2 separate regions of the Homo sapiens genome follow, and region 2 is linked to region 1. A link is a loop called in an ENCODE intact Hi-C map of the cell type or tissue named here. Cell type or tissue: PC-3. All regions are shown on one strand. Each heading gives the region's core, and the rest is flanking DNA. Links, peaks and the distances in the headings are about the cores only.

Evidence for each region. Peaks named below come from ENCODE experiments on the same cell type or tissue, not always from the same donor. Only the 100,000 strongest peaks of a DNase experiment are listed, where the experiment ranks them.
Region 2: it touches region 1 in a loop (5-fold over the local background); 15 of 110 quality-filtered maps call a loop at or near these places.

What each region holds. Positions count from the first base shown.
Region 1 is chr2:53,982,144-53,991,742 of GRCh38, forward strand. It overlaps a transcript of ACYP2 not described here. Among named protein-coding and RNA genes, the nearest start is that of PSME4, 16 kb to the left of the region's middle. RefSeq lists a silencer at 5,437-5,486. In PC-3, for the core only: no CTCF peak of the experiment used is centred there; DNase peaks (open chromatin) are centred at 5,348 and 7,448; H3K27ac peaks cover 3,674 bases.
Region 2 is chr2:54,069,242-54,078,840 of GRCh38, forward strand. It overlaps a transcript of ACYP2 not described here. Among named protein-coding and RNA genes, the nearest start is that of ACYP2, 42 kb to the right of the region's middle. RefSeq lists an enhancer at 3,956-5,155. In PC-3, for the core only: no CTCF peak of the experiment used is centred there; DNase peaks (open chromatin) are centred at 4,810 and 5,580; H3K27ac peaks cover 3,028 bases.

The DNA.
Region 1 (9,599 bases), core at 618-8,617:
CTACCCCCCAGTTTTTATATGTATAAATAGGACAGGCTTTGCTCACAGGCAGACAATGGGATTATCTGCATGCATAATTTGAATAGCCAGCAAGACATTCACACTTGATCACATCTGATATTTGAAATGCTACTATTTCCAATCTATTTCTTTGTACTAAGCAGAATACCTTTTGAAATTTACAGACACATAAAAGGTATAATATATCAAATCCCTAGTTCTCCAGTGTGTATTATATATTCATTAATTCAGTAAACATTTATTTATGTCCCCAGAGTGCCAAGTCAGAGATCGTTAGATGAATGACACAGTACCTGTCCTCAAGCAGTTCACTTTCTAGTAGACTGACAGATATGAAAACAGACAAAACTATAACCAAATGTCAGCTGGGGTTTACCTATATCTTAAGATCTCTAGATAAAACTAATTCAAACTCCCTTCCACCCACTGCCTAGAATTCAATCGCTCATCCAATAAGTTTTATCAATTTTGAAAGGTGCGACTTATATTTTTATGGTCACTCTCATCTCTAACCTTTGACTCTTGCTAAACTACCCCTGTTGAGTGATTGTCTTAGCATGAGACTTCTGTTGTCCCAGTTTGGCACTGCTTCGACTCAAATGTTAAGCCTGGCTGTTTTCCTTGATTTTCACAACTTCCATACAACAAATCCTTCACACAAGACTGTGTGTGTGTGTGTGTGTGTGTGTGTGTGTGTGTGTGTGTGTGTGATATAAATAGGTTCAGGGAGAACCAGGGATTTATATGCTGGAAATGTGAACAACCTATAAGTTAGCATGAAATATTCCTTTTCGTAAAGATCCATTTCTGCATGGGTCCTATTATCATGGAGCTCACTGGTTAGAGAGGGGCAGCCAGACAGTAAACAACTCACTTCACAGGTACTTAGTTATAATTTTATTAGATGCTTTAATAGGATAAATGTTGTTCTGGTTATGTAGAACAGGGGTACCTGGACTAGGATGCAAGGCCTAGACCAAATTCTTTGAGGAAGCAACATTTGATGAATGAAGACTTGTGGAGAAGGATGATTAGAAATGATTCAGCTAAGAAAATAGGCCAGGCACAGTGTGGCTCACGTCTGTAATCCCAGCACTTTGGTAGACCAAGGTAGGAGGATCACTTGAGTCCAGGAGTTCAAGACCAACCTGGACAACATGACGAAACCCCATCTCTACAAAATATACAAAAATTAGCTGGGTGTGGTGGCATGTGCCTGTAGTCCGAGCTACTTGGGAGGCTGAGGTGGAAGAATCACTTGAACCCAGGAGATTGAGGCTGCAGCGAGATGTGATTGCACCACTGCCCTCCAGCCTAGGCAACAGAGCAAGACCCTGTCTCAAAAAAGAAAAGAAAACAGTACGAATGGAAGCTTGAGGTAGAGGAAGAATTTGGCTTGTATGAGAAATTTAAAAAACACCCATATGCTTAGGGAGCGAGATTAAGAATAGTATATACGGCTGAAGCAGAGTTAGATCACGTAGTACCTTGTAAATTGGGTTAAGAATTTTGGATTTTTTCCGAAAAGCTGCTTCAGATATATCAATACAGTGCTATGGGTAGTAACCAAATACTTGGAGGAAGTTGAAGGGGTGACAGCTGGCTCATCAAGTCTTGCAAGCAAGTTAATAAGCATATCCCCAGCAGAAGCATCGGTTTGTAGAAAGACCAAGAGTTTTCAATGGGCCCAGTTAGGCCAGGAAACAATGAGTACAATGTGATAGGAACACAGAAAATGTATATCATGGCAAGAAAAGAGACAAGAAGGTAAACTGAGGCCAGATTACAAGCAGTCATGGATGCCTTCCTAAGGTGCTGGATGCTGGGGGTTTATCCTGTAAGCATTGAGGTAGGGGCATGACACAAGGAGGCTTGTGGTTTAGAAAGATGACTCTGGGCATTTTCATCATCATCACCATCATCATCATCATAACAAAGGTACCCAGCACATTGAAGAGGCAACCAGTGGTGGACAGTGAGGTGCTTTAGAGGTAAATGATGAAGGCTAATAAATGCCTTAGTAGCTAGCAATTAGGAACAAGAGCTAATTTAAACTTCACACCAAAACTAGGTGAGGAAATTATAGCCCAGTCCCACCTGAACATAGATGGAGAAACTCAACAAAAATTCTGGCCAGGCGAGGCAGCTTATGTCTGTAATCCCAGCACTTTGGGAGGCCGAGGCAGGTGCATCACCTGAGGTCAGAAGTTTGAGACTAGCCTGGCCAGCATGGTGAAACTCCATCTCTACTCAAAATACAAAATTAGCTGGGTGTGGTGGTGCATGCCTGTAATCCCAGATAATTGGGAGGCTGAGGCAGGATAATCTCTTGAACCGGGGGGGTGGGGGTTGCAGCGAGCCGAGATCGCACCACTGTACTCCAGCCTGGGCAACAAGAGCAAAACTTAAAAAGAAATTCAAGTGAATTGAATCCAGAAAAGTGTGTGTATGCATATATTATATATTATATATATAGCATATATATAAAATATATGTAGTATGTATATAAAATACATTGGGACCAAGCAAGGTTTATTGCAGGTACACAGGGCTAGTTCAATGTCAGAAAATCTACCAATAAAATTCACCACCTTCATGCAAGACAAACCAAAACAAAACAAAACAAAACCCAACATCTTAACAAATGTTGTAGGATGAATGCAGAAAAAGCATTTATTAGTCCATGATAACAATTTTTATCAAATAAGAAAATAAAAGTGAACTTCTTAAAACCTGTTAAAATGTTTATCAAGCTCTGTACCTAACAATGAAACTTTGGAAGCCAACACATTAAACTCAAGAACAAAACAAGGATGTTAATTTTATGAATAGATTGGTCCAGGTTACACAGCATTAATAAACAATCCCAAAATCTCAGTGGCTTAGGATTTAGCATTTTTTCTTTCTTTTTTTTTTTTTTTTTGAGATGGAGTCTCGCTCTGTTGCCCAGGCTGGAGCACAGTGGCGCAATTTCCGCTCACTGCAAGCTCTGCCTCCCTGGTTCCCACCATTCTCCTGCCTCAGCCTCCCGAGTAGCTGGAACTACAGGCGCCTGCCGCCACGCCCAGTTAACTTTTTGTATTTTTAATAGAGACAGGGTTTCACATTTAGGCAGGATGGTCTCGATCTTCTGACCTTGTGATCCGCCTGCCTCAGCCTCCCAAAGTGCTGGGATTACAGGTGTGAGCCGCTGCACCTGGCCAGGATTTAGCATTTTTTTCATACTATATTCCATCTCAGGTCAAAAGGGGATCCTGCTTCATGTTCTCACTTCAGGACCCAGGCTGATGGCTATCTGGAAAATACCCAACAGAAATGTGTGTACGTATATACATATATGTTCTCCAAAAGATATCTACTTAAATGTTCATAGCAGCACTACCCCAAAGAGTCTAAAATACAGAACTATCCAAATACCTATCAACATATCAACAGTATAATGGATAAACTGTGTTTATGTTTGCACAATGAAATACCACTGCTTTAGTTGGGATATTTGACCCTCCAAACCTCATGTTGCAATTTAATCCTCAGTGTTGGAGTTGGGGCCTGATGGAAGGTGTTTGGGTCATGGGGGAGGATCCCTCATGAATGGCTTGATGATCTTCCCATAATGATGAGTGAGTTCAGGCTCTATTTGTTCCCATGAGATTTCACCTGAAAGCGAGCTGTTTAAAATAGCCTGGTTGACCAGTGCTCAGTGGCTCATGCCTGTAATCCCAGCACTTCAGGAAGCCGAGGTGGGAGGAGTACTTGAGGTCAGGAATTTGAGACCAGCCTGGCCAACATGGTGAAACCCCATCTCTAGTAAAATACAAAAAATTAGCTGGGCATGGTGGCGTTCACCTGTAATCCCAGCTCCTCGCAAGGCTGAGGCAGGAGAATCCTGGAGGCAGAGGTTGCTGTGAGCCGAGATAATGCCACTGCACTCCAGTCTGAGCAACAGAGTGAGACTCCATCTCAAAAATAATAATAATAATAAAAATAAATAAATAAAATAAAATAGCCTGGCACCTTCCCTCTTTCTGTTGCCTCCTCTCTCACCATGTGCTCTCTGCATATGCTGTCTCTTCTTCCCCTTCCACCATGAGTGGAAACAGCCTGAAGCTCTCACCGGAAGCAGATTCCCGCACTATGCTTCCTGTACAGCCTGCAGAACCTTGAGCCAAGTAAACCTCTTTTTTTTTTTTTTGATGGAGTCTCACTCTGTTGCCAAGGCTGGAGTGCAGTGGCATGATCTCAGCTCACTGCAACTTCTGCCTCCTGGGTTCAAGCGATTCTCCTGCCTCAGTCTCCTGAGTAGCTGGGATTACAGACACACAGCACCACACTCAGCTAATTTGTGTATTTTTAGTAGAGATGGGATTTCACCATGTTGGCCAGGCTGGTCTGGAACTCCTGACCTCAAGTGATCCTCGGCCTCCCAAAGTGCTGGAATTACAGGCGTGAGCCACCAAACCCGGCCTTTTTTTTTTTTTTAGATGAAGTTTCACTCTGTTGCCCAGGATGGAGTGCAGTGGTGTGATCTTGGGTCACTGCAACCTCTGCCTCCTGGGTTCAAGTGATTCTCCTGCCTCAGCCTCCTGAGTAGCTGGGATCACAGATATGCACCACCATGCCCAGGTAATTTTTGTGTTTTTAGTGAGAGACCGGTTTCACCATCTTGGCCAGGCTGGTCTTGAACTCCTGACCTCAGGTGATCCACCTGCCTTGGCCTCCCAAAGTGCTAAGATTATAGGTGTGAGCCACCGCACCCGACCAAACCTCTTTTCTTTATAAATTATCCAGTCTCTGATATTCCTTTGTAACAACACAAATGGACTAGGACAACTACACAGTAATGAGAATGAAAAATGCACAAATACATGCAACAATATGGATGAATCTTGAAAACAGAATGTTGAAGCAAAATCAGACACACAAGAGCATGTTCTGTATGATTCCATTTCTGTGTTATAACAAGCAAAACTAATTTGTGATATGAGAGGTTCACAAAGTGGTCACACCTGAGGGTAGGGTACAGAATGGAAGAGGACATGAAAAGGCCTTCTGGAGTTCTGGTTATGTCCTGTTTCTCCATCTGGGAGATGGTTACATGAGGGTGGTTAGTATGTTAAAATTCATTGAGCTGTACATTTATGATACATATCTTTTTATAGATGTGGATTATGCTTTTATGTATGTATACAAAGTTAAAAAAAAAAAAAAAGGAAGCAGTTCCAGACTTCTTTACAAAGTGTAGGCTCCTAATTCCCATTTAGCAAAGAGAACAAAGTAGTTCATCTACAGGTTTTTGTGTAAACAGAAGTTTTAGTTTCTCTTGGATAAATGCCCAGGGGTGCAATTTCTGGGTCAAATGGTAGTTGTGTGTTTCATTTTGTAAAGAAAAAACTGTCAAACAGTTTTCTAGAGTGGCTGTATCATTTTACATTCTCATCAGCATTGTAAGAGCAATCCGGTTTCTCTGCCAATACCTGATGTTGTCACTGCTTTTTATTTTAGCCTTTCTGATAAGCATGCCATGATCTCATTGTGGATTTAATTTGCATTCTTCTAATGAGTAATGATGTTGAACAGGAACATGCTTTTATGTGCTTATTTACCATTTTTATATCCTCTTTGGTGAAATATCTGCTCATGTTTTTTGCATGTTTTCTAATTGGATTGCTTGTGGGTTTTTTTGTTTGTTTTTTGGTTTTTGGATTGCTTGGTTTTTAACTGTTGAGTTTTGGGAGTTCTTTATATAGTCCAGATACTACTCTTTTGTCAGATATGTGGTTTGCAAATATTTTATTTCTGTAGTTTGTCTCTTAAAGGGATCTTTTACAGAGCAAAAGTTTTTAATATTGATGAGGTCCAGTTTATCAGTTTTTCCTTTAACGTGTCAAACTTTTATTTAGTGTGAGATCTAAGAACTAGGTTGGGCATGGTGTTGCGCACCTGTAATCCCAGTGACTCGAGAGGCTGAGGCAGGAGGATTACTTGAGTCCAGGAGTTCAAGACCAGCCTGTGCAACATATCAAGACTTCATGTCATATTAAAAGAATAATAATAATAATAATCAAAAACACTTTGCCTAGTCCTAGATTCCAAAGTTCTTTTTCTAAAAGTTTTATAGTTTTCTGTTTTACATTTAAGTCCATGATTCATCATTAGTTAGTTTTTATATGTGGCATGACATTTAGGTCAAGGTTTATGTTTTGCCTATGAATGTCCCAAGTAATTCACTTTTATTTTTTATTTATTATTATTTTTAGACAGGGTCTTGCTCTGTCACCCAGGCTGGAGTGCAGTGGCACGATCTCAGCTTATTGCAACCTCCACCTCCCAGGTTCAAGTGATCCTCTTGCCTCAGCCTCCCGAGAAGCTGGGACCACAGGCATGTGCCACCATGCCTGGCTATATATATGTATATGTATATAAATATATATGTGTGTATTTTGTAGAGACAGGGTTTTGCCATGTTGCCCAGGCTGGCATTGAGCTCCTGGGCTCAAGCAATCTGCCTGTCTCAGCCTCCCATGGTGCTGGGATTACAGGTGTAAGCCACCATGCCTGGCCCATAATTCAATTTTTGTTTTGTTTTGTTTTGTTTTTTTGAGACAGAGTCTCACTCTGTCACCTGGGCTGGAGTGCAGTGGCATGATCTTGGGTCACTGCAACCTCTGCCTCCCGGGTTCATGCGATTTTCCCTGCCTTAGGCTCCTTAGCAGCTGGGATTACAGGTGCGCGCTACCATGCCCACCTATTTTTATTGCATTTTTAGTAGAGACGGGTTTTTGCCATGTTGGCCAGGCTGGTCTTCAACTCCTGACCTCAGGTGAACTTCTGCCTCGGCCTCCCAAAGTGCTGGGATTACAGGCGTGAGCCACCACGCCCGGCCTGTAATTCAGTTTTAAATAACACCATCTGAAGGCCACCAAGAGTCCAGTCCCAGTAGGAATATTCCAAACCCAGTCATTTCTTCTCATCGTTACTCTAACATGCAGTGGAAAGGCTATCAGGCCAGCATGTGCCTGCTGGCACCATCGACTATTGTGATCTACTGTGAGCCAATACTTAAATAAGAAGACATATCTTTCAATAACAAAAAGTCAGATTGGTAGACAATTCTTTTTTTTTTTTTTTTTTTTTTTCACAGACAAGGATTCCCAGGCTCAAGCAATCTTCCTGCCTCGGCCTTCCAAAGTGCTAGGATTATAGGCATGAGCCACCATGCCCTGCCTGACAAATCTTGAGTCAGATATTAGTAAAACAAAGAATATATTTGCCCAGTTCTTTTAGGGCATAGTCCTGCTAAAATGCACCTAATGTGTGTATTTAGGGTACTTATCATAATGGACATCTGTAATTGCTTTTGGCTGCCCAGCATCTGAACCCACTTGCTAGATTCGGGACATCTCCCATTATCTAGGTCTTGGTGGGAAGTAGGCTCTGACCTCTAACTTTAGAAGCCTAAGGGATGAGATTCACCCTCTACTAACTCCCCTGACAGCCTTGTGACCCAGATTTAGCCACTATGTACTTTGTGTCTTGAGTAAGCAATGCCAAGATGAAGGGATGATAAGTGATATTGGATCTGTGGTAGCTCTAGTATTAGCAGTTTGGCATTGAGGCTGTGTTTATTGTGAGTAGTGGCTGCCTACAGTGGCCATTATGTCAAATACTAGAGATGTCCTATGTTGGTGGTGGCAGCAGCATCTCCACCAGACTGTTCCTGCCACTCCTACTCCCTTGGTCCCAGCCAATTGTTTGAGAATGTTTTCATCATTTCTCATCACTTCTGTGAGTTACATAAACCCTTTTCTTTTCTTTTCTTTTTTTTTTTTTTTTGAGATGGAGTCTTGCTCTGTTGCCCAGGCTGAGTGCAATGGTGTGATCTCGGCTCACTGCAACCTCTACCTCCTGGGTTCAAGCAATTCTCCTGCCTCAGCCTCCGGAGTAGCTGGGTCTACAGGCATGCACCACTACACCTGGCTAATTTTTGTATTTTTAGTAGAGGCAAGGTTTCACCATGTTGGTCAGGCTGGTTTTGAACTCCTGACCTCAAGTGACTTACCCGCCTCGGCCTCTCAAAGTGTTGTGATTACAGGCATGAGCCACCACTCCTGGCATATAACACTTTTCAGTAAATTCATCTTCTATTTAATTTAGCCAGAGTTCACTTCTAACAAGCAAGATAGTTGATATATCAAGAATCCTAGCTGGGAGCTGTGGCTCATGCCTGTAATCCCACCACCTTGGGAGGCTGAGGCAGGTGGATCACCTGAGGTCAGGAATTTGAGACCAGCCTGGCCAACATGGTGAAACCCCAAATATACTAAATATACAAAAATTAGCTGGGCGTGGTGGCGGCCACCTGTAATCCCAGCTACTTGGGAGGCTGAGGCAGGAGAATCTGTTGAACCCGGGAGGTGCAGTTTGCAGCGAGCCGAGATGGCACCATTGCACTCCAGCCTGGGAGACAAGAGCAAAACTCCGTCTTACCAAAAAAAAAAAAAAAGAAAAAAAAAGAAAAAGAATCCTCACTTTCAGCAAATTAGCATAAAGCAGTGGTTGAGAGAGCTTCTACTGTCAGAGTTTCTGATTCAGTAGGTCTGCAGATGACCTAAGAATTTGCGTTTTTTTTTTGTTTTGTTTTTTGTTTTTTAAGGCAGAGTCTCGCTCTGTCGCCCAGGCTGGAGTGCGGTGGCGCGATCTCGGCTCACTGCCAGCTCCGCTTCCTGGGTTCACGCCATTCTCCTGCCTCAGCCTCCCGAGTAGCTGTGATTACAGGTGCCCGCCACCACGCCCGGCTAATTTTTTATATTTTCAGTAGAGACGGGGTTTCACTGTGTTAGCCAGGATAGTCTAGATCTCCTGACCTTGTGATCCGCCCGCCTGGGACTCCCAAAGTGCTGGGATTACAGGCGTGAGCCACCGTGCCCTGTCGAGAATTTGTGTTTCTAACAAGCTTCCAGGTGATGCTGCTGGTCAAGTGTTCAAAGGTATGCTGCTGGTCATCATCAGATGTTGTGATTTTATAATTTTCTCTCAAATGTTGCTGAGTAGCATTCTATGAACATACCATAGTTTGCTTATCCATTCATCTGTTAATGGACGTTTTGGTTGTTCCCAGTTTCTGGGTATTACAAATAAAGCTTCAATAAATATTCATGTATAAGTCATTGTATGGACATATAACTACTTTTCTCTTGGATACATACCTAGGCATAGAATGGCTGGTGTATGTGTAACTTTTTTTTCTTTTTTTTTTTTTGAGATGGAATTTCACTCTTTCGCCCAGGTTGGAGTGCAGTGGTGCGATCTTGGCTCACTGCAACCTCTGCCTCCTAGGTTCAAGTGATTCTCCTGCTTCAGCCTCCTGAGTAGCTGGGATTACAGGCATGCGCCACCACACCTGGATAATTTTGTATTTTTAGTAGAGACAGGGTTTCTCCATGTTGGTCAGGTTGGTGTCGAACTCCCGACCTCAGGTGATCCACCTGCCTCAGTCTCCCAAAGTGTTGGGGTTACAGGTGTGAGCCACTGTGCCTGGCCGTATTTCATCTCATATATTGATTTTACCTCATTCACCC
Region 2 (9,599 bases), core at 824-8,823, 87 kb after region 1:
TTTTTATATAACCAAACCAGAAGGTAATGTGATTCAGTTTTGTCATATATATGGGGATAATTTGCCTGAAATTTCTCACCCCCTACTTTCCCAAGAACTTGCATAAACATCTCCCACTGCTAAAACAAAGCAAAATACAGGCTGGGCACGGTGGCTCATGCCTGTAATCCCAGCACTTTGGGAGGCCGAGGCGGGTGGATCACGAGGTTAGGAGATCAAGACCATCTTTGCTAACACGGTGAAACCCTGTCTCTACTAAAAATACAAAAAATTAGCCGGGCGTGGTGGCGGGCGCCTGTAGTCCTAGCTACTCGGGAGGCTGAGGCAGGAGGATGGCATGAACCCGGGAGGCGGAGCTTGCAGTGAGCCAAGATTGCGCCACTGCACTCCAGCCTGGGTGACAGAGCAAGACTCCGTCTCAAAAAAACAAAAAACAAAAAAAACAAAAACAAAACAAAGCAAAATACAGAATGAATGGAAAGATTCACATGATGCTACCATATTTTGAACACATTGAGGGTGACCAGCTGATGAATATGCTAGTTGGCCACTAAGTTTTTGAATTTAGCTATGTAATTGACATAATTGTAGTTAGCAAGTTATATGTGTTTAAAAACATTAGTCACTAAAATATGCAGATTTTAATGAAAGAGAGAAGATATTGTGCTGGGAATATTTAACCCAGAATACTTCTCTGGCATAAGTTAAATCTCAAGATGTTTTACTTCTTAAGAAAAAATACATTTGGGCCAGGCTCAGTGGCTCATGCCTGTAATCCCAGCGCTTTGGGAGGCCAAGGTGGGCAGATCACCTGAGGTCAGGAGTTCAAGACCAGCCTGACCAACATGGAAAAACCTCGTCTCTACTAAAAATACAAAATTAGTTGGGCATGGTGGCACATGCCTGTAATCCCAGCTATTCAGGAGGCTGAGGCAGGAGAATCTCTTGAACCTGAGAGTTGGAGGTTGTGGTGAGCCAAGATTGTGCCATTGCACTCCAGCCTGGACAACAAGAGCAAAAGTCCATCTCAAAAAAAAAAAAAAAAAAGAAAGAAAGAAAAAATACATGTGGAATCTGCTCTGCAGGTGTCCAGTCATAATTGACAAAATGGCTTATAATAAGGATTCTGAAATTCTTATTCATGTTAAATCATTCCAGTGATTTACATTGAAGTCAAATGCTGGTTAAGTGGTTTCATGAGGATGAATTTTACACCTAACCAGAGCACACTATCTGCCGTTCCTCTGCATTGTTTACTGTGCTTCTATAGGTGAGATTTTTCCCCACTTACTTAGCTCTTTTATGAATCCTCAACCCCAGAGTTATTTAACACATATTCCAGAATTGGTGATCACTGCACCAATTCAGCCCTCTGTGTTCCAGGGAAACCCTTCTTAACAACTCTAGTTACTTTGTAAGCTATGCTCTAATTTTAAGTGATATCTAAATGAAAATAAAATATAATTCACATTATTTTCAAAAGCTATTCCATTTTTTTTTTTTTTTTTGGTGGGGGCAGGGTCTCAGCTCTGTCACCCAGGCTGGAGTGCAGTGGCACGATTATGGCTCACTGCAGTCTCCAACACCCAGGCTCAAGTGATCCTCCCACCTCAGCCTGCCTGGTAGCTCTATAGGTATGTGCCACCACACCCAGCTATTTGTTTGTTTGTTTGTTTGTTTGTTTGTTTTTTTCAGAGACAGAGTTTCATCATGTTGCCCAGGTTGGTCTCAAACTTCTGAGCTCAAGCAGTCTGCCTGCCTTGGCCTCCCAAAGTGCTGGGATTACAGGCATAAGACACTGCACCCGGCCTCAAAAGCTTTTCTTTATTTGACTAATCCAAACACCCTTTCATGATAATAGCATGCAATAAATTAGGAATAGAAGGGAATTTTCTCAACTTAGAGAAAAACATCTACAAAAAACCCACAGATAACATCACGCTTAATAGTGAAAGGCTGAAAGCTTTCCTCCTAAGATTAGGAATAAGACAAGGATATTTGCTCTCACGGCTTCTATTCAACACTGCACTACAGATTCTAGCCAGGACAATGATGTAAGAAAAAGAAATGAAACATCCAGATTGGAAAGGAAGGAGTAAAACTATCTCTGCTTACAAATGGCACAATCTTGTGTGTACAAAATACAAAGGAATCTACAAAAACTCTTAGAGCTAATAAACAAGTTTGGCAAGGTTGCAGCATACAAGATCAATTGTGTTTTTCTTTTCTGTCTTTTTTTTTTGAGACTGGGTCTCGCTCTGTCGCACAGGTGAGAGTGCAGTAGTATGGTCATAGCTCACTGCAGCCTTGACTTCCCAGGCTTAGGTAATTCTGCCACCTCGGCCTTCTGAGTAGCTGAGACTACAGGTGTGCACCACCACACCCAGATAATTTTTTGACAAGACAGGGTTTCACCATGTTGCCCAGGTTGGTCTAAGATCAATTGTATTTCTGTATACTCCAATGAACAATTTAAAAATGACGTTAGGCCGGGTGTGGTGGCTCATGCCTGTAATCCCAGCACTTTGGTAGGCCAAGGTGGGTGGATCACCTGAGGTCAGGAGTTCGAGACCAGCCTGGTCAACATGACAAAACCCCATCTGTACTAAAAATACAAAACTTAGGTGGGCATGGTGGCGCGCACCTGTAATCCCAGCTACTTAGGAGGCTGAGGCAGGAGAATCATTTGAACCCAGGAGGCGGAGGTTGCAGTGAGCTGAGATCGCACCACTGCACTCCAGCCTGGGAGACAGAGCGAGACTCTGTCTCAAAAAAATATATACAAATACAAATAAATAAATAAAGTGAAAATGGTGTAAAGGAAACAGTTACATATGCAAAGGATCAAAAGGAATTAAAATACTTAGGAGTGAATTAAAATAAGTGCAAACCTGTAATCTGAAAACTATCAAATATTGTTGAAAGAAATTAAAGAAGATCTAAATAAATGGAAAGACATCCCATGTTCATGAATTAGAAGACTTAACATTAAGATGGTAATATTTTCCAAATTAATCTACAGATTCAATGCTATTCCAATCAAAATCCTAGCTGCCTTATTTTATTTATTTTATTTTATTTTTGTGACAGGGTCTCACTCTATACCCAGGCTGGAGTGCAGTGGCATAATCACAGTTCACTGCAGTCTTCACCACTCCAGCTCTAGTGATCTTCCCACCTCAGTCTCTAGAATCCAGCTACCTTTTGAAATTCTTTCTTTCTTTCTTTTTCTTTCTTTCTTTCTTTTTTCTTTCTTTCTCTCTCTCTCTCTTTCTTTCTTCTTTCTTTCTTTCCTTCCTTCCTTCCTTCATTATTTTCTTTCTTCTTTTTTTTTTTTTTTTGACAGAGCCTCACTCTGTTGCCCAGGCTGGAGTGCAGTAGCACAGGCTTGGCTCACTGCAACCTCTGCCCCCTGGGCTTAAGCAATTCTTGTGCCTCAGGCTCCTGAGTAGCTGGGACTACAGGCACGTGCCACTGTGCCAGGCTAATTTTTGTATTTTTAGTGGAGACAGGGTTTCACCATGTTGGCCAGGCTGGTCTTGAACTCCTGACCTCAAATGATCTGCCTGCCTCAGCCTCCCAAAGTGCTAGGATTACAGACGTGAGCTGCCAAGCCCAGCCCCCAGCTACCTTTTTTAAAAGTGGAAAATTTAAGCTGATTCTAAATTCATATGGAAATGCAAGGTACTCAAACAATCTTGAGAAAGAACAAAGTAGAAAGACTCACACTTCCTAATTTCAAGACTTACTACAAAGGTACATTAATCAAGTGAGTGTGGTACTGACAAAAGGCTAGACTTATGATCAGTAGACTAGAATTGAGAGTTCAGAAATAAACTCTTATATTTACAGTCAATTGATTTTTTGACAACGGCGCTAAGACAATTCAATGGGAAAAGAATAGTCTTTTCAGCAAAATGGTGCTGGGACAACTGGGTATCTACATACAAATGAATGAAGGCGGACTCTGACTTCACACCATATGTAAGAATAAATCAAAATGAGCCAGGTGTGGTAGTGCATGCCTGTAGTCCCAGCTACTTGGGAGGCTGAGGTGGGAAGATCTCTTGAGCCCAGGAGTTTGAGTCCAGCCTGGGCAATGTAGGGAGACCATACCTAAGGAAAAAAAAAAAATTAACTCAAAATGGATCAAAGACCTAACTACCAGAGCTAGAAGTACAAAACTCTTGGAAGAAAACATAGATGTAACTCTTTATGACTTTGGAAAGGCAATGCTTTCTTGGGTTTGACACCAAAAACACAAGCAACAAAAGGAAAAAGTAAATAAATTGGATTTTGTGAACATTTAAAATTTTTGTGTTTCAAAAGACACCACCATCAAGAAAGTGAAAAGGCAACTCATAGAAGGGGAGAAAATTTTTGCAAACCTTATATCTGATAAGGAACTTATACCTAGAATATGTAAATAACTATTACAACTCAAAAATAAAGACAATGATTAAAAAATGGGCAAAAGGTCTGAACAAAGATTTCTTCAAAGAAGATTTACAAATGGCCAATAAGCACATGAAAAGTTGCTTGATGTCTGATGTCATTCATTATTAGAAAAATAATCAAAACTACAAAGAGATACCACTTCATACCTACTAGAATGGCTAAAATGAAAATGATGGAAAATAACAAGTGTTGGCATGGATGTGGAGACATTGGAACCTGCATATAATAATGGTGGGAATGAAAAATAGTGCAAATTCTTTGGAAACAGTCTGGCAGTTCCTCAAGAAGTTTAACATAGAGTTGCCATATGACTCAGCAATTCCACTGCTAGGTATATACCTAAAAGAAATGAAAACAAGGCCGGATGCAGTGACTCATACCTGTAATCCCAGCACTTTTGGAGGCTGAGGTGAGGAAATTGCTTAAGGCCAGGAGTTTTATATCAGCCTGACCAACATAGTGAGACCCCCATTTCTACAAAAAATATTTTTCAAAATTAGCTGGGTTTGGTGGTGTGCACCTGTAGTCCTAGCTACTTAGTGTGCTGAGGCAGAAGGATCACTTGAGCCCAGGAATTCAAGGTTATAATGAGCTATGATTGGGCCACTACACTCCAGCCTGGGTGACAGTGGGAGATCACATCTCTAAAAAATAAATAAATACCAAGGTGGGAGGATCACATGAGTCCAGGAGTTCGAGACCAACCTGGACAATACAATGAGACCTCATCTCTACTTTATTTTAAATAAGTAAATAAAAAACCAAATTGATTGTGGTGATGGTTGCACAACTCTGTGAATATTATAAAAATCACTGAATTGTACATTTTAAATGGGTGAATTTTATGGTATGTTAATTATATATAAATAGAACAGAATTTGTGTGTGTGTGTGTGTGTGTGTGTGTGTGTGTGTGTGTGTGTAACTGTATTAGACAGGATTCTCCAGAGAAACAGAACAAACAGGATGTATTTATATACAGAAAGAAATGTATTTTAAGGAATTCGCTCACACAGTTATGGAGATTGACAAGTCCAAAATCTGCAGGGTGGGCCAGCAGGCTAGAGATGCAGGGATGAGTCAATGTTGCACTTGCGGTCTAAAGGCTGCAGAATTTACTCTTACTCAGGGGAGGTCAGGCCTTCAAATGATTGGATGAGGTTCACTCACATTATGGAAGGCAATCTGCTTTACTCAAAATCCACTGATGTAAGTCGTAATCTCACCCAAAATACCCCCACAGTAACATCCAGAATGATGCTTGATCATGTATCTGGGCACTGCGGCCCAGCCAAGTTGACACACAAAATTAATCATTATAATGGCCTATTCTTTCTACTTTCTCATTGGTCCTGGTGACTGGATAACTTTAGGAAGTGGCATTGTTGATTCACCTAAAAAGCAGTTCTAAATATAGTAGCTATTCACAATAAAAGTTCAACGGACGGTGTGTGCCTGATAGGCTACTTAGGCTATTAACAGATTTAGTAATGGAGGTTATAAAAATAATTCCTAATAGGCCAGGAACAGTGGCTCATGACTGAAATCCCAGCAGTTTGTAAGGCCTAGGAGGGTAAATCGCTTCAGCTCAGGAGTTCGAGACCATCCTGGGCAACATGGTGAAACCCCGTTTCTACTAAAAATACAAAAATTAGCTGGGAATGGTGGCACATGCCTGTAATCCCAGCTACTTGGGAGGCTAAGGCATGAGAATTGCTTGAACCCAGGAAGTGGAGTTGCAGTGAGCAGAGATGGCACCACTGCATCCTATCCTGGGTGACAGAGTGAGATTCTGTCTCAAAATTAAAAAAAAAAAGAAAGAAAAAAAAAAAGGGTGGACACGGTGGTTCATGCTTGTAATCCCAGCACTTTGGGAGGCCAAGGCAGGAGGATCACCTGAGGTCAGGAGTTAAAGACCAGCGTGGCCAATATGGTGAAACCCCGTCCCTACTAATAATGCAAAAATTAGCCAGGTGTGGTGGTGCATGCCTGTAATCCCAGCTACTCAGAAGGCTGAGACAGGAGAATCACCTGAACCTGGGAGGCCGAGGTTGCAGTCAGCCAAGATCACGCCACTGCACTCCAGCCTGGGCGATAGAACAAGACTCCATCTCAAAAAAAAAAAATTCTCGTAATAAAATGATATAATATTTACCTCTAGAAGTTTCCCTTTTCGTAAACCTTTTACATAACTAAAGGTTATAAAATATGTCACTCATATTGATATTTCTCTTTTTTATTAATCTTTATATTTTATGAGTTCTTTGTAGCAGATATTTCGAGTTTTGCATTATAAAAAGTGTTTTGATTTTAGATTTAATATTGTTTTTAGAACATTCATTAGGGCCAAAAATGAAAATGTTCCCATCTGGAAAATGATGCATTTGTACACAAGTTGAACTCTCATTTCTTTGCATAATTACTGCTTAGTTTTTCATATGTAAAATATTAAATCTGGTGGGGAGCTTATGTAAGTGTAAAGAAAGTATTCTGGAAGAAGATGCCAAACTGATAACACCAGAGAAATGAAAAGGTACTGGGCTTGAGAAAATGGCGGGGGAAGTCCAAAGAGAACTTCAAACTTATCTGCATTGTATTTAAAATTTATACGGAGAATATATTGTATGCATTACTTACACAATTAGCAATTTAAAAATAGCATATCTAGTCTGATTTCCTTATTTTGTAGATTGCAGAATGGTGGCTTAAAGAGATTGAGAAGCTCATGGAAGATCGCACTGCTAGTTAATGGCAGAGAAAGGACTGGCAGCTAGGCTTCCAGTGGCCCAGTCCCTAACTAAATAATCTACCCAGACAATAATGTACTAAAAACATCAAAATAGGCATCACAAAATATTGAATATAAAAATATTAACTAGTCTAGAAGTTTAATAGATTTTTATATAGAATATCATTTAGAAGATGAATTTAATTTTTCAGAACCAAGAGAAAGAAAGGCCAGAGTGTTTTGGAGAAGGAATTTTGAAGAACTCATAGACCTGGAGATGGATCAGGGAGGGAGAGAGAGAGAGGGTACAGCAGCCATTTGGCTTGGCCTGGAGTGGAGGTGGTGGCTAGATCAGGGCCCCTTAGGAGTGGTCAAATATAGCTTGCACAGTGTGTGAAAAAGATAACACTTAGCAGCTGTCTATACTGAGTCCTGAAAGTTGTCTTTATAATTTCACCTCTGTGAGCCTTAACTATTTTTATAAATTATTTCTATTTAACTGTAATCCTGAATCGGGTTTTCAGGGTCTTCTAAATAACTGTTATTTGGAAACAAAACCGTATTGAATTTTACTAAAAACACATACACATATAAATCAGGTTTTCAATAATGTGTTTTTCTTTGTATACAGAGCTAATGAAACCTACCCTCACTTTGAGTTACTATTTAATGCATTTAGATTCTCTATCTTGGTTTTTGTTGTTGTTGTTGAAATGTAAGATACATTTTCACAAAATAGAACAAGGTTGAAGCAGAATTAGAGATTTTTGGAAATGGAAGAAGTCCTAGACTCATCTAAGCTAACCTAAGAATTCAAATGACTTGCCTAAGTTCTCATAGTTGGAGCAAAAGACCTTTGTTTGTGACTCCCCTCTACCACTATAAGCTCCTTGGTGCATCTATCCATTGTTTGCTTTATAAGGGCAAACTTGTTGTTGTTGTTGTTTAACATTTTATTTTTAACTCTCTGCCTAGCATATATAGGGACTTATAAATGTTTGTGCAATAAATTAATCTAAATGCTAACTCAGAGCTAGTGATAAAGGTTAAAAAATTATCAGTGCATGCAGTATTGCAGCACGGCTGCTGGAGGTGGGAAGATAATTATCAACAAGGGCAAGACAGCCAGTACAAGGAAAGGGGACTTCTGAGAAGAGGAAGTGGTAACCAGGCAGAGAAGTGGCTTGTGAGGATAGACTGACCATTAGAGTGTCCAGCAAAATTGTTCTGCAAGGGAAGCAGCCCTTCAAGGAGGCTAGAAAGTACAGAATAGGGGAATAATCTGTGTGGGAGTTTGGCTTATGTTCCCAGCAAACTAAGGCACAGAAAGGCTGTGACTTTCCTAAGGTGTTATGTAAATTAGTAGTAGCGCTGGAAGTAGAACCAAGTCTTCTGTGTCCTGGCCTAGTGCTCATTCCATTGAACCACTTCACCTTCTTTAGCAAATAAGAGAACAAGTTATGAAATGCTAGACTAGGACTATGTTCTAAGCAAACCCCCTCAGTCTACTGAAGCAGCAATGATTGCACTTTCTTTTCTTTCTTTCTTTTTTTTTTTTTTCAAGATGGAGTCTCGCTCTGTCACCCAGGCTGGAGTGCAATGGCACTGTCTCTGCTCACTGCAACCTCGGCCTCCCAGGCCTCCTGAATAGCTGGGATTACAGGTGCTCACCACCACACTCAGCTAATTTTTGTATTTTTAGTAGACATGGGGTTTCACCAGGTTGGCCAGGCTGGTTTCAAACTCCTGATCTCAAATGATCCACCCGCCTTGGCCTCCCAAAGTGCTGGGATTACAGGGGTGAGCCACTGTGCCTGGCCAATGATTGCATTTTCTGTCTCATCTCTGACACGGGGAAGTGTGCTGATGCTAGGAAGATGCTAGGACAGCCATCTACTGTCCCAATAAGAAGTGATATCTTCCTAAAAAAAAAAAGTAATAGCTTCCATATATACATATATGCAAATCATATATATATGCGTACCATATATGGTACGCATATATATATATGGAAACCAGCTCCTGTCGCTATTATTATTATCTGTACAACTCATTGGAAGCTATCCTTGTACCATCTTGCATCATCTCCTCTATTGTCATCTTGAACAAATATTTATTTATTTCAGTTATTTAAACATTTTATTATTTTAATTTTTCACTTAAGACATCTCAATAAGCTTTTTTTTTTTTTGAGATGGAGTCTTACTCTGTCACCCAGGCTGGAGTGCAGTGGCGCAATTTTGGCTCACTGTAACCTCCGCCTCCTGGGTTCAAGCAATTCTCCTGCCTCCGCCTCCAGAGTAGCTGGATTACAGGCATGTGCCACCACACCCGCTAATTTTTCTATTTTTAGTAGAGATGTAGTTTCACCATGTTGGCCAGGCTGGTCTGGAACTCCTGACCTCAAGTGATCC